Linked DNA regions of Homo sapiens: region 2 is linked to region 1. Evidence: chromatin loops called from intact Hi-C (ENCODE). Cell type or tissue: PC-3. All regions are shown on one strand.

What was found. Peaks named below come from ENCODE experiments on the same cell type or tissue, not always from the same donor. Only the 100,000 strongest peaks of a DNase experiment are listed, where the experiment ranks them.
Region 2: it touches region 1 in a loop (8-fold over the local background); 2 of 110 quality-filtered maps call a loop at or near these places.

The regions. Positions count from the first base shown.
Region 1 is chr5:40,499,386-40,507,385 of GRCh38, forward strand. No RefSeq gene overlaps it. Among named protein-coding and RNA genes, the nearest start is that of PTGER4, 180 kb to the right of the region's middle. In PC-3, a CTCF peak has its summit at 7,913 (motif pointing right); a DNase peak (open chromatin) is centred at 4,196; H3K27ac peaks cover 1,885 bases.
Region 2 is chr5:40,169,410-40,177,409 of GRCh38, forward strand. No RefSeq gene overlaps it. Among named protein-coding and RNA genes, the nearest start is that of LINC00604, 67 kb to the right of the region's middle. In PC-3, no CTCF peak of the experiment used is centred here; DNase peaks (open chromatin) are centred at 2,752 and 3,522; H3K27ac peaks cover 2,410 bases.

The DNA.
Region 1 (8,000 bases):
CCAAAGCCACTACACCACCTCAGAACTAGAGAAAAGAAGTCCTCAGATTTCCTTTTGTTCCTGAGACCAGCACACTGAGGCTCTTTTACTTTCCCCTTGGCCACCATCCTGCTGAGAGCTGCAGGAGAGAATGTCTGTCTAGTGTCCCCATATCCCCCTGTCTGGCTATCAAATGTAAAGCCACCAGACCTGACATCCCTGTTGTCTATTAACCAGAAACCTGAGCTCCATCCCTAGTACTCTGTACATTTCCTACTCTGACCCACTTTCTTAATCATCCTGTACCTCCCAAACCCCTCCAGTGTTTCCTCTTGTCTGCCATCAGCAAACACTCTTGTTATGAGTTGAACTGCATCCCTCTCTCCGTTCATATGTTGACATCGTAACCCTCAGTACTTTAGAGTGTGACCTTATTGAGAAATAGGGCTGTTGCAGATGTAATTAGTTAGGATAAGGTCATACTGCAGTAGGATGGCCCTCTGATCCAATAGAACTAGTGTCCTTCTCAAACAGGCAAGTTTGGACAAAGACACACACACACATACACACAAAAACACCAAATGAAGATTGGAGTTATGCTGTGGCAAGCCAAGGAACTACCAGAAGTTAGGAGAAAGGCCTGGAACAGACCTCAGGGAAGCACAGCCCTGCTGGCATCTTGACTTTGGACTTTTGGCCTTCAGAACTGGAAGACAATAAATTTCTGTTGTTTTAAGCCACCCAGTTTGTAATACTTTGTTATACCTCCCCGGAAAAAGAATACAACCCATCTTTGAGCACTCCCTTCACCTGGCTCCCCACTAGTGGCACAGCTTCTCTTGCAGTCTTACTGAGGGAAGATTTCTTCTCCTTCCCCTTGGTACCTCAAAGCCTGGAGTTAGATCCCATTGCTCCTTCTAAACCATTTCTTCTCCCTGTGCTCAAAAGCCCAGATCCTTTGAAGTTTAAGCCATCATACTCTTTCTACTTGCTACTGGCATCTACAAAACTTGGTCACTCTTCATCACTTATTGATGACTTTGTCACCTGTTCTATAACTTCCTTTCTACCCCCACTCCTGGCAAAACGTTTAATGACATCAACTCTCTGGTGTCTTGGTTCCTCTACATTCTCATGTCCAAAAGTTGTTTCTTCCATTCCAGTTCAATCTCCTATTCCTTGTTGTCATCACCATTAACTGTACTAACTTCAGAATCTCAGCCTCCAGCTTCCCCCTCTCTGAACACCACGTTCTAATCTTTGAGCTCATTTACTCGGTACATAATCTCTCAAAATTCTCCACTTTCAGTTATGGAGACTTCCAATCAACTGAAAGGTAACTGACACCAAACATTTCCTCTTGAACACTTTTCTTATGTCTTATCTTCTTACCTAGTTTGAAGTCCACTCATCCTTAATTAGAATTACTTCCTTGGAAACACCTTTCACTCTCTCTCCATTTTTGTACCAGCACATCTACTTGGCAATGCTCCAACCCAGGTAGTACCCACCAATCTACCTATTCTGGGTTTCTACCTAAGAAATTAAACTTGCTGGACTAAAATATACAACTATGCCTTCAGATTTCCCTTTAAAGTCATGACTACGAAAGTATATTTACCAGCTGTCATCACTTCACACTTCTAGTAATAACCTCTCATTCCCTGAAAAGTTATAACACTGGATTGTCTTTCTTTCCATCGCTTTTCCTATGAGGTATTGGTGATTGTAATATTCAAATAACTAATCCATTTAATAGTATAGCATGTCAGTTTCTTGATTATCTCATTTTTGTTGACTTTGTCTTCATCTCTACCTCCAGTACCCACGTAAGTGACTATATCCTAGATCTTATTATTGATTGAGATCTGCAATCTCAATTTGAAGCCATTCTCTAATCTCTAACTTCCAATCTTCCCAGGTCATGTTCTCCCACATACTTACTCCAAAACTCTTTGGGCCCTACTGGGATATTCAGTCTATTAATCCTACCACCTACTTTTCTCCAATCCCTCCTTTTCTTCTTACCAAATGTAGATTCCAGGATCCATCATTTAACCACTCCTTCTACAGATCCTCAACTAGCTTGCTTCCTTTGTACCTGTCTGACAAAACGCCAACCTGCTAAAACCTAAATCTCTCCCTATATCTGCAGCTGAGCAGCCAAATGTGGCTAGACAAAAACACAACCATGCTGACTCTTCTTTCAAATATGACCTCAAGCTTCAAAAACGTTAATATTGCCCAGCAATTCTCTATATTCTTCTGGCTTTTCCACTCTTCAGACACCTCTTTTACATCTTTTTTTTTTTCCTGTCCCTAAACCTCTGCATTGGCTCTATTCTTACTCTCAGCTGAAATATTTGCCTCTTATTTTCCTAATCCAATCGAAGTATTTAGGAGATAATTCCCATATCCTACCTACTATAAGTTTATCAAACTACCTACATCTGTACCTTGTCTCCTGTTGCAATGGATGAACTGTCCCTGCTCCTATCTAAAGCCAACCCCTCCTTTTATTATCTAGATTCCATCCCATTATCTTCACTCAGACTTTGCTCCTACAATTATCCCCTCTCTTAATTGCAACACAAGTTTTCACATTGATATACAAATTGCTCCCATATTTAAAATACCCTGCTTGATTTCTTTCTAGCACCTGGCCCATTTTTCTATTCTTCTTTGTAGCAAAACTCCTCAGAGAGGATGCCTGTGATAGCTGGGTTCCTATTCTCAACACTTCTAGTCAGGATATTGATTCAAGATTTCACTAAGCTCACTCACATCATCAGCTCCAGTCATCAATGGTTGGTCCCCACACTTTTCCAACCCTCAGCAGTACTGAGTAGAGTTAATCATATCCTTAAAACATTTTTTCCCTTGGTTCCGAGGGCGTTGCACCTTATTGTTTTACAGCCTACGTTGCAGGCTGCTCCCTTTCCAATCTCTTTGCAGGATGCTCCTTCTCTTCTTAACACAAAGTTGTGTTAAGATTAGGGCAGCTATTCCCCAGGTGCCCTAATCTAGTCCAATAGCTTAATACTCTGTCTGTATGATGATGACTCCTGAAGTAGCAACCCTGATCACTCACTTAAACATTAGATATGCACGTCCAGTCACTTACAGGACACCTCTTAGTAGGCTCCAAACCCAACTCTTGATTCCTACTCTGCAGCCTCTAAAATGTCTCCTTCCTTTGTCTCTCAGTAAGTGAGCAACTACCCCATTTCTAACCCATTAATCCAGCCAGACACCTAAGGTTAGTGTTCGATGTTTTCCCTTTCTCAGACTCTCTACATTCAATCCATCAGCAAGACTGATTCACAGTACTATCTCAACACATACGTATGGAATAGATGAATACATGAATAAATAAGCAAGTGTATACAACTGTCCTGTGCCAGGAGCAGAAACTAGGAAAAACTATCCATCCCTTACAGTCCAAAGATTCAAATAACAGCATTCATTCTTAACATGGCTTTTTAATAACTAATGAGAAAATGAAACCCGTAATAAAGTCATATGCCAAGATTCATAGCAAGAGTCCTCACTTCTCAAATTTGATCACTTCCCCTTAATTTACTGGCACAGCCTGCCCAGTGTTGCTATTTTGGGGGATCCGATTTCTCTTCTGCTAACCAGTTTAAATAAGTCCTAAAATTATGCGTTTTAAGTTATTGCTCTCCAAATATAATTTCTAAACTTCTATAATATATTAATTGCCAGCCATTGATAACTACTCAGGTAAAAATCTGGAGAACAAAACTAATTAAACCAACTTTCTAGATTAAAGGAGCGATAGTTCTGGTGTACTAGAGATGAAAAACAATTAACCATATCAAATTATCTGTGGGAACAACCTCTGAGAGTTGTGTTTTTTACAACTTAATATTTTAATCCAATATTTTCTATTTGCTTTTCAACCCCAAATTCAATTTGAAATGTAAATAGTTAATGTTTTTAGGAATGGGAAACATTAATTCACTTATTTTCTGGTACACAAAGAACATTAGTGCCTATAAAAATGACTTGGGTCATTGCTTTTTCAATAAAAGAGCAAAAATTTGAGCCAGGGTTGACTCACATATCCATTAGCATCTTAGGTTTATTGACTGTCATCCCATTCCTTTCAAACGCTTTTGAATTCAGAGAGTACTCACCAGACAATAAGTATACAAATCACTCACTTTAATAAAATTTTGTTGAATACCTAGATTGTAAGTTTATTCCTCACACTAAGAAGTCAGTCAGTCATGAGACAGACAGTCAATCCTGACGAGGCCCCACCACAACACACTCAGTGGTTATAAAGGGCAACAGGAAAGCAGAAAGCACAGCCTAACACCACTCATGGAAAATTTTATAGCACATGCACTCTTTGCAGGAAGTCAATGTAAATGCTATGTAAATACTGTATTGTTTATTGTAATACTGTAAATACTGTAATACTGTATTGCTTTTAATTTGTATTATTTTTATTGTTATGTTATTCATTTTTATCAACAGTTTTTTGACTGTGGAGGTGGAACTTTTGGATACAAAATGCTGATTATATGCTGAGAAAGGATAAAGAAGGAAATGTCTTAAATAGAAGAAAACATAAGAAGATAGAAACTGCAGAGGACAGAGGACCACTGTATGCCCTGAAGACATCACTAAAGTGGCACATGAAGCACACTTTTGAACACTCAGGAAGAAATTCCTGACAATCAATGGACACAGAAAAACATTATTAAGTAAAACTTGTGGTGACTCTTTTGCTAGGCAGTGGGGCATAGTGGTTAAAAATTTGGGACTTGGGAGCCATTTCCAAAAAGAAAAAAAAATAATGAACAAAAAAGTTCGTGGAGCTGCTTCCTGCGGAAATCATGAAAAATGCCATTGAAAGTCAAAGCCCTGCACTAATAACTAATTATTTGTCCTTGAACAAGTTATTTGTGAATACAGAACCCATAGATACGAAAGGCCAACTGTACTTATTGAAAACAATCCAGGTATAACTAGACCCGCACAGTTCAAACCCATGTTGTTCAAGGGTCAACTGTATAATTCACTTAATCCCTAGAGCAACTGTAAGAGCTAGATACGATTGTTATCCTTGTTTTGTAGGAGAGGAAAGTGAGGCACAGAAGTGTGGTTCAAGGACCAGAAGCATCTGCATCACTTGGGAGTTTGTGAGAAATGCATAATCTTAAGGCCCACCTCAGATTGCTAAATTGGAATCTGCTTTTTAATAAAATTAGCAGATTCCTACAAATATTAAAGTATCAGAAGCACCTGGCTAAAACCATCTTCCCAAAAGTGGTGGAAGGGGATTTCAAGCCTTACAGGTCTCACTCTACACTGTACTGTATAAGCCTCTTTGCATTAGAAAATTAATGTAAAGTGCCTAGCATATTATAAGTAATAAACATTGTCCATCATTATAATATTTTAGGAATAGTTTGTACATATTTCTACCTGGAAGTAAAACTATTTATTTATTTGTTTATTTATTTATTTATTTATTTATTTCAAACTAAAATTTAAAAAGCTGAAATTATCACCAAACACTTAGCATTGACAGGAATTCGAATTGCAGAATTATAGAACATCAACACTTAAAGGGAACAGTAAGATCTAAGAATTCAAATCTCTTGTTTCATTTCTGTGGAAATTTGTGCTAAAAGAGATATGAAGTTAATGTGACGAAAGTCAGCCAGCAAATTAGGGGCATAGGAAGGACTTAAACTTGGGTCTTGGTAGCTAGGTCTGCAATCATGCAATTATTACTGACTTCTCTTCATTCCCTGCCACTGCATAGGTCAAAAAAGGCAATTGGATAAGTAAGCAATTCGCAGATCCAAGTGGTTTCACATTACTGTTTAAAGCGCTCTCCCGACCACAGAGGCTACTTGTGATGTCTATGAATATAAAATATCTTCATAATGTGTTTTTTCAGAAATCAGCTGTTTACTGGTTCTGTAGTAGATTCTCTCCTGGGTATTTCCTTAGCATTTGGCTAGAACATTGGTGCAAAATTGATGTGGTATAATATTGTAAACTTTGGGCAATAGTGTAACCTCTCCCAACAATCCTTTTTTCTATCCAACATTAATTCTTATCATTCTATCCATCTTCATAGGAAATTTTTTAAGTAACAATGTTTTAGTCTTCTCTAAATTACAGCATATTTTTCCCTGCCCTCAAGAGTCCCCATCTTATAAATGTTTGCCTTTCGGTTAGTCCAGCCAAATTTTATTTTTTTGCCTGCCACCTGCATTCTAATAGTCCTTTTGCCTCTTATGCACCTACTCTTGACCATTCATTTCTCCTCTTATCTCTACAGTGTTCCAAGATAATTATGCAAAGTATATTCAGATCACTCCTTCAGCAGGCTACTGCATTCTTTCTTCAAATTGCTCAAAATACATTTCTCCCAAAAAGTATTTTCTTTACTTGTTGAGAATAACCAGGAATTGATTCATATTAGGCATTTTATTCATCTTTACTATGTAATCAGCAATAGAAATCTGATAGGCATGATCCCTGACTTCATCTTCTACGCAATATTCTATGTATATATACCAGCTTGCCTTTAGCCTTATTACTGAGTTTTAATTTTGATACTGTGATAGTTAACTACATGTGTCAACTTAACTGGGCCACAAGATGCCCTGATATTTTAAACAGTATTCTGGTTGTGTCTGTGAGCATGTTTCCAGATGAGATTAACATTTGAATCAGTAGATTCCCCTCCCCAATGTGGTCGGGTGTTATCCAAGCCTTTGAAAGGCTGAATAGACCAAAAAAAAAGAATAAATGAGAATTCACTGTCTCTGACTGTTTTAGAGCTGAACATTGACCCTCTCCTATACTCAGACTGGGACTTATGCCATCAATTCTTCTGGTTCTCAGGATTTGGACTGGAACTACACTACCAGCTCTCCTGGGTCTCCAATTTGCAGATGGCAGATATCATGGGACTTCTTAGCCTATGCCTTATAATAAATTGTGTGTGTGTGTGTGCGTGTGTGTGTGATACATATATATATATATATATATATATATATATATATATATATATATATATATATATGAGGTATGTGTGTTTGTGTGTGTGTCCGTCCTATTGGTTCTGTTCCTCTGGAACAGATCAGACTATTAGAGATAGATTATGTGCCTTCACCTACTCACTGTTCCTGCTTTCCTTCCATGTGCTCACTGTTCCCTGTGAATGGCTCAGGATTTGCTATGGGAAGTAATTTTGCCTTCCTATGAAAAGTAGATAAAGATTCAGATCCACCCTTTCTAAGTTGTAAGTATTTTTACTTTACGTGAACTTCCTTTAATGATTTAAACAAGAAGTGGAAAGCTTAATGTATGCTCAACTTTTTAAAAACTTAACAGAAAAAAATTGGAACACTATTGACCAAAACTTTTAGCACTTTGGTTATCTAACGGTGTTTCCATTATGGGCGATGTTAATTTATTTATCTTTGCTTTTCTATATATTTCAAGATTAATCAAACAGTATATTAATACTAATTTCGAAAAGACCAAAATCATTAAAAAAACAGATCGTTTTGATTCATACTGTCCTCTAGTTGGTAATCCCCAACAAATCAGCACAAATATCACACCAAAATTAGAACAAAAATTTGTTAACAATAAAAAAGATAAAAACCCAGCAAATCTACACCAATTAAAAATAGATGATCACAAGGAAGAATAAACTAGTTTAAGATAAACCTACATAGGCTACTCACAGCACATTCCACCTTATATCATGAAACAGAAATCACCAAAAACCAAAAGATAAGATCTTTGCCGTTTCTCTCCATATGTCCTCAGATTCAAAGATCCAAGAAGTTACAACTGAAGAACAAGGTAGGGTTTCCTTTCTACCTTCTGTATTCTACTCTGTGAAGAAAGTAGTAACTATGCCCATTTACCATTTCCACCACCAGATGGTATAATCATCTACAAAAAAGAAAAAAAAACTCATTTAATTCAAAGAGTGAGAATTATATAAGGTACAT
Region 2 (8,000 bases), 330 kb before region 1:
GAATATAGACACAAAAATTCTCAACAAAATACTAGTAAACTGAATACAGCAGCACGTGAAAAACTTAATTCACCACAGTCAAGTAGGCTTTATTCCTGGGATGCAAGCTTGGTTCAATATGCACAAATCAACAAACGTGATTTACCACATAAAGAGAATTGAAAACAAAAAACACATAATCATCTAAATAGATACAGAAAAAGTGCTTGATAAAATCCAACATTCTTTCATGATAAAAGCTCTCAACAAACTAGGCATTGAAGAAACGTAACTCGAAACAGTAAGAGACATCTATTACAAACCCACAGCTAACATCATACTCAATGGGCAGAAGCTGAAAGCATTCCCCTTAAGAACCAGAACAAGACAAGTATACAGACTCTCGCCCCTCCTATTTAATATAGTGCTGAAAGTCCTGGAAAGAGCAATCAGGCAAGAGAAAGAAAGAAAATACCTCCAAATTGGGGAAAAAAGAAGTTATCTCTCTTCCATGACAAGATGGTTCTATACTTGGAAAACTGTGAAGGCTCCATCAAAAGGCTGCTAGAACAGTAAATAACTTTCATAAAGTTTCAGGATACAAAATCAATGTGCAAAAATCAGTAGCATTTCTATACAGCAATACACTAAAGCCAAGAACCAAATCAAGAACACAGCCCCATTTACAATAGACACACAGACACAGACACACACACACACACACACACACACACACACACAACCTACAAATACATCTAACCAAGGAGGCGAAAGATCTCTACAGGGAGACCTATAAAACACTGCTCAAAGAAATCAGAGAAGGCACAGATGGAAAAACAGTTCATGGTCATGGATTGGAAGAATCAACATCATTAAAATAGCCTGACTGCCCAAAGCTATTTGCAGATTCACTGCTATTCCTCTCAAACTACCAACATCATTTCTCACAGAATTAGAAAAAAAAAAATCTGTTCCAAAATTCATATGGAACAACCAAAAAAAGAGCCCAAATAGCCAAAGCAATCCCAAGCAAAAAGAACAAAGTTGAGGAGGCAGCACATTACCCAACTTCAAACTATACTACAAAGTTACCATAACCAAAACAGCATGGTACTGGTACAAAAACAGACACATAGACTGATGGAAAAGAATAGAAAACCCAGAAATAAAGCCATACACCTACAACTAGCTGACCTTTGACAAAGTAAACAAAAATAAGCAATGGTAAAAGGACTCCCTATTCACTACATGATGCTGGGATAACTAGCTAGCCATATGCAAAAGAATGAACCTGGACCCCTACCAACCACCACACATAAAAATTAACTTAAGGTGGATTAAAGACTTAACCGTATGACCTCACACTGTAAAAGTCCTAGAAGAATGCCTAAGAAATACTCTTCTAGACATCTGCTTTGGCAAAGAATTTATGACTAAGTCCCAAAAAGCAATTCCAACAAAAACAAAAATTGACGAGTAGCACGTAATTAAACTAATGAACTTCTGCATAGAAAGAGAAACTGTCAACACAGTGAACAGACCACTTATAGAACAGGAGAAAATATTCACAAACTATGCATCTGACAAAAGTCTAATATATCCAGAATCTGTAGGGAGCATAAATAACTCAACAAAGACAAAACAAATAATTGTCTGTTATTGGTGTATAACAGACAATTAAAAAAATGGCAAAGAACATGAACAAACACTTCCCAAAAGAAGACACAGAAGTGGCCAACAATCATATGAAAAAAAATACGCCATATCACTAATCATCAGAGAAATGCAAATCAAAACCATGAGATACTATCTATCTCACACTAGTCAAAATGGCTTTTGTTAAAAAGTCAAAAAATAACAGAAGTTGTTGAGGTTGTGGAGAAAAGGGAATGCCTATACACTGTTGGTGGGAATGTAAATGAGTTCACCCACTGTGAAAAGCAGTTTGGAGGTTTCTCAAAGAACTAAAAGTAGAACTACAATTTGACTGAGCAATTCTTTTTCTGAGTATATGCCCAAAAGAAAATAAATTATTGTTCCAAAATTACACATGTACTCGTTCATCACAGCACTATTCACAATAGCAAAGACATGGAATCAACCTAGGTGCCCATTAATGGTATATTGGATTTAAAACATGTGGTGCATATACACCATGGAACACTACACAGCTATAAAAAAGAACAAAATCATGTCTTTTGTAACAACGCAGATGCATGTGGGGGCCATTATCCTAAGTGAATTACTGCAGAAACAGATAACCAGTTTCCACATGTTTTCACTTATAAGTGGGAACTAAACATTGAGCACGCAGGGACTAAAGATGGGAATGATAGACACTGGAGACTAATAGAGAGGGAAGAGAGGAAGGTGAGTAGGGGTTGAAAAACTACCACAGTACCCTACCTATTGGGTACTATGCTCACTACCTGGGTGACAGAATCAATCATACCCCAAACCTCAGCGTCATGCAATATGCTACACATGTACCAAACCTGCACATGTACCCCTGAATCTAAAATAAAATCTGATTTTTTTAAAAAAGAATAGACTAAAAGAGAGAAAATTATCTTTATAGGATAACAACTTTATCTTTTACATATCCTTTTTACAATATGCTATAAAATAAAAACTCAGTAATTGGATATCTCTATAAAACCAACAAAATAACTGATTGAAAGTACGAGTTCTTCTTCACCAACACTTGTAGGTGATCCATGTCAGGAGAAATAAAGAATGTAATTGACTCAGGGAATGGTGACTAATAATTCAACAGGATGTAATAGAGGAAAGTCTCATCGCTTCATGACTAAGCCTCTTGATTTACTAATAGAGACTGGACTATGAAAAAATAGCAGATTCCCCTTAACTGGACAGGGAAAAAAAGATAATTCTTAGTTGATTATATTTCTTGATCTATTTATTTCTTCTAAGAAATGCTCATTTTTTCATTGACTAACTTTTATAAGCAATCAATATGATAAAAAAACAGTTACCTTACTTCATTTTTTGCAACTTTTTTTCATCTGCTATAAATGCTATAAATGAATTCTGAAGAGTGTGGGGTAACTAATACTCCATGGGTATTATGTAAAATGAGTTTCTAAATAATGAGATAATAACAAATGGGTCAAAAAATAATCAAAGGATCACAATAAGGGTAAAGACAGATTAGCCTTCAATATCAGCATCCTCAAAATGTAAAATGAAGCAAAATAATTAAGACTCCTTATAATAGAATTTTATTTTGCTGTGATTTTCCTTCACACTTTTGTGGTCTTTATTTAATACCTGTTGATGTGGACTAAAGAACCAAAATTGACAAGACTAACTGCAAATAAAGACATTGGTATGTGTATGAGATTTACACCATTTCAATAGCTTGCCAGAGAATTTCCATTCTAAAGTCCTAAGATGAATGCCTAATCTGACCAGGCATCTTGTAGATGTAGTCTTCACCCAGGTGCTTGTCAGAATGGAATTCCATGTAATGGAGGCAAATTACTACTGTTTACAAATATGACCAGGAGGAAAGAACTGGGATGAGTCATTACAACCTATCACCTCTATAAGAATAAAGTACTCAATGCCTTCAAAAATAGCTTAGAGAAGAGAGATTGCATTGTGAGATTTGGATGTGGGACCTTTAAAGGTAGAAGCAGGAAGTGTAATATTTAACTCCCAGTCCTTCCCTTAGTCCTCCAATAGAGGCTTAATTCAAATTCTGGGAAAGGGAAAGTGGTTGTTAAGGATTTTCCTAACTCAAAACATGTAGGCTTTAGAAGGCCCTGTCTGTTGGTCAAAATAGGTTCTTGCCAGGTCATAATCTATTTGTTTATTTGATAAGTTTTTATTGGGTGGCCTGTAGTGCCAGTTACTGTGCCAAGTAATAGAAATACAAAGATAAATGAGGCAGAGTTCTTGTCCTTAAGGAATCTGTATCAAAGTCAAGGAGCCACATAAGCAAGACACTGACGACACAGTGAAATGGGTGCTGATTTGTTCCAACTGAGGGCAAAGGGAGAGGTCAAGGAAGCTCTCCTTGAAAAGTAACCTAGGAAAGAAATTTTGGAAGGTAGCAAAAAAAGGACATATTAGCAAATTGCTCCAGATACATGAAGAAGATGTTCAAAGTGTGTAAAGAAAGCACAGCAAAGACTTGTGGAATTAATAATGGTTGAATTGTTGGAGTAATCAAGGGCTATATTGTGAGAGCTCTTATGTGCCAGGCAGTTTGAAGGAAGGCTTTGAGGAACAATTAAAGAATGGTAATCAGGAAGTGTTTTAGAAAGTTTATTCCATATTAGTGAGAGAAGAGAGACAGACCCTCTCAAATTGTTTTATATTGTTTTATACTGAGAAAAGGAAAGAGAAACGACACTAAAGGCAAGTAGCCCGGCGCCTAGGATCCAGACCTGAAACCAAGGAACCAGACCAGAAACTAGGCCTGGGCCTGCCTGACCTAAGCCTGGTAGTTAAAATTCGACCCCTGACCTAGCAACTGATGTTATCTATAGATTCCAGACATTGTATAGAAAGACATTGTGAAACTTCCCAGTCTGTTCTGCTTCACTCTGACCACTGGTGCATGCAGCCCCTGTCACGTACCACCTGCTTGCTCAATCGATCACGACCCTCTCATGTGGACCCCCTTAGAGTTGTGAGCCCTTAAAAGGGACAGGAATTGCTCACTGGGGGAGCTCGGCTCTTGAGACAGGAGTCTTGCCGATGCTCCTGGCCGAATAAACCCCTTCCTTCTTTAACTCGGTGTCTGAGGAGTTTTGTCAGCAGCTCGTCCTGCTACATTAGGGTGGAGTCAACCATAGACTAAAAACATTTACAAGGTAGAACAAAAGTCAAGGTAGTCTTGATTGGGAAAAAAAGTCTTGAGTGTGAAAAATATTAATGATGTTGAATTAAAATTCTGCTGCAGAGGGGTATCCTCTATTTTGTGTCCTGATTTCCAAAATTCAAGAAGCTCCTACTATTTCTTACCTCCTGAAGACTTCTAAAATGTCTCTCTTTCCTGCTTGCATGGTAGTGTCCCAAGGCATGATATTTTTCTCTCAAGACTTGACCCAGAATTCATCTAAACATATAAAGTATATTAAATAACAAATTTATTTTCAACAATACATGCTTCAAATAAATATCTAATGAGATACATTATTCTCATCGGTTTGTAAACTCAGAATTATAAATGCTCTCTTCAGAATTCCTCAAAATTAAAAATATCAAGCAACTTTGACAATATGGAATGTTTCCTTCTCATTTCTTAACTGCTGATTTCTATACTCTAGAAAAGCAAGCATATCAATATGTTCTCTGATTCATAATCATGCCCTATCTTATTTTTTCTCAATATGACCTAATTCTGACATTATCTTACTCTAATTCTTTGTCAGTTTTTCTCACTCATCACTTGCCTACTGTTGGCACCAAAACCTCGTATCTGTCTACTATGCTGTAACTCATCTCTTCAATTGCCGTTCATCTTCTCAAGACTGTTCACAAACTACATCATCATATATACATGTGTGATTGTGTATATGTACAAAGCCAGCCTTGATATCCAATCATCATACTATCTAATATCATAGACATGAAGTTACTCATTTACTAGCAAGACCTGGGGCCCTTAAGTCACCTTGATATTAAGATTCTCACCCAAGACACTACATTCTATTCATAGAAACAGATATTCCATCATATTCAGCTATGGTATGAAAGAGAAAAATCAGACTCTGAACAGTTACCACACATGGAACAAAAGACTTACCTTCATAGGATACCATATAGCCAACTCTAACAATGCTGGCAGTAAAGACTCAACCCTTGCCTGATATCTAATCTTTTAATAATTACATATATGTGCCTTGGTCTTTTGCTTTTTACCTTGTTGCTTTTCACTTTTACCTCATCATCACTACTTCCAGTCTTCTGCAATTTCTTGATACGAAGTTTGTTTTCCTGACTTTCCCTCAGCTTCCATGTTAAGTCATGGAATTTTATTTAATGTCTTCCTCAACTTAGTTACCACCCAGTTCTTCTAGTCATACAATCTGGATAGCCATAGCCCTGATGATCTATTCATTCTTAAAATAAAACTGAGTTCCTCCCTGTACCCTCATTTACTCCACAGAAACTGATGATTTGGACACTCCAACAATTTGTTTGTGTACATATACCAAAAACAATCAGTATGAGATGTTGTAATATCTTAATTCATTGTTCTATTACCTCATAAAAGGGGAGTAACCTCAATATTTAGGTGGATTTATACACTTTGGTTTGTTTGAATTGCTTTGGTTTGGTTTTTATCAGCATTCTCAAAGTCTTTGATTTCTGGTGTTTGTCAACTCTATAATTAATTTTAGTGTATACTAAGCTCTGAAATAATGTTAGCAAATCATTTCCATAAATAATTTATTATTTTTCTAATACATTAGAAGCTATGTAATGATGATTATCTTAATAAAAAATCCCACAAAAAGAATTTTCTACTCAAGTGTAAATTCCTAAAATTTACTATATCTACTTAAGTATAATATTCCTAATTTTCTGTAGCAGATGCATATTGTGCCCTTAATACAGTTACAGTTTTAGTCATGACGCACACTTACACATGGAATCAATTTCAATATCAACTATCCTTATTTGGATAGTACATGTGTGCTCATGCTGTACAAGTTTTTATTCTCCCCTCAGAAGAAAAGTGCAGATAAGATTATCATCTCATAATCTCAACATAAGCAGTACAGAGGAGAAATGACCAATTCCATATAATTATAAATTATAAGTGATTCATAGTACAGGTGTACCTTGGAGATACTGTAGATTTGGTTCCAGACCACCACAATAAAGTGAATAAAGTGAGCCACACTTTTTTTTTTGGTTTTGTAGTGCATATAAAAATTATACTTACACTATTGTCTAATAAATGTGTAATAAGACTATGTCTAAAAATTCACATATCTTAATTAAAAATACTTTATTTCCAAAAAATGCTAACAATTATATAAGCCTTCAGTAAGTTGTCATCTTTTTGCAGGTATAGGGACTTGCCACGATATTGATGGCTGCTGATGGATCAGGGTGATGGTAGCTAAAAGTTTGGGTGGTTGTGGCAATTTCTTAAAATAAGACAACAGTGAACTTCACTGCATCTATTGATCCTTCCTTTCATGAAAGATTTTTTGTAGCATGTGATGCTATCTGATAGCAGCATTTCACCTACTGTTTCAAAACTGGAGTTAATCTTCTCAAATCCTGCCACTGCTTGATCAACTAATTTTTTGATGTCCTTTCAACAATGTTCATAAGATCTTCACAAGAAGTAGATTCCATCTCAAGAAACCACTTTATTTATTCATCCATAAGAAACAACTCCTTATCTGTTCAAGTTTTATCATGAGATTGTAGCAATTTGGTCACATCTGCAGACCCCACTTATAATTCTCTTGTAATTTCCACCACATCTGCAATTACTTCCTCCACGGAAGTCTTGAACCCTTCAAAGTCATCTATGAGGGTTAGAATCAACTTCTTCCAAACTCCTGTTAATGTTGACATTTTGACCTCCTCCCATTAATCATGAATGTTCTTAATGGCATCTAGAATGGTGAATCCTTCACAGAAGGTTTTCAATTTACTTTGCCCAGATCCATCAGAGAAACCACTTTCTATGATAGCTACAGCCTTACAAAAAGTATTTCTTAAATAATAAGACTTGAAAGTTGAAATTACCCCTTGATCCATGAGAATTGGCAGGCACAAAAACAACATTAATTTTCATGTCCATCTCCATCAGAGCTCTTGGATGACCAGATGCATTGTCAATGAGCAGTGATATTTGAAAATGAATCTTTTTTTACTGAGCAGTAGGTCTCAACAGTGGGCTTAAAATATTCAACAGATCAAGCTATAATCAGATGTGCTGCCATCTGGGTTTCGTGATTTCATTTACAGTGCATAGGAAAAGAAGATTTAGCATAATTCTTAAGGAGCCTACAATTTTCAGA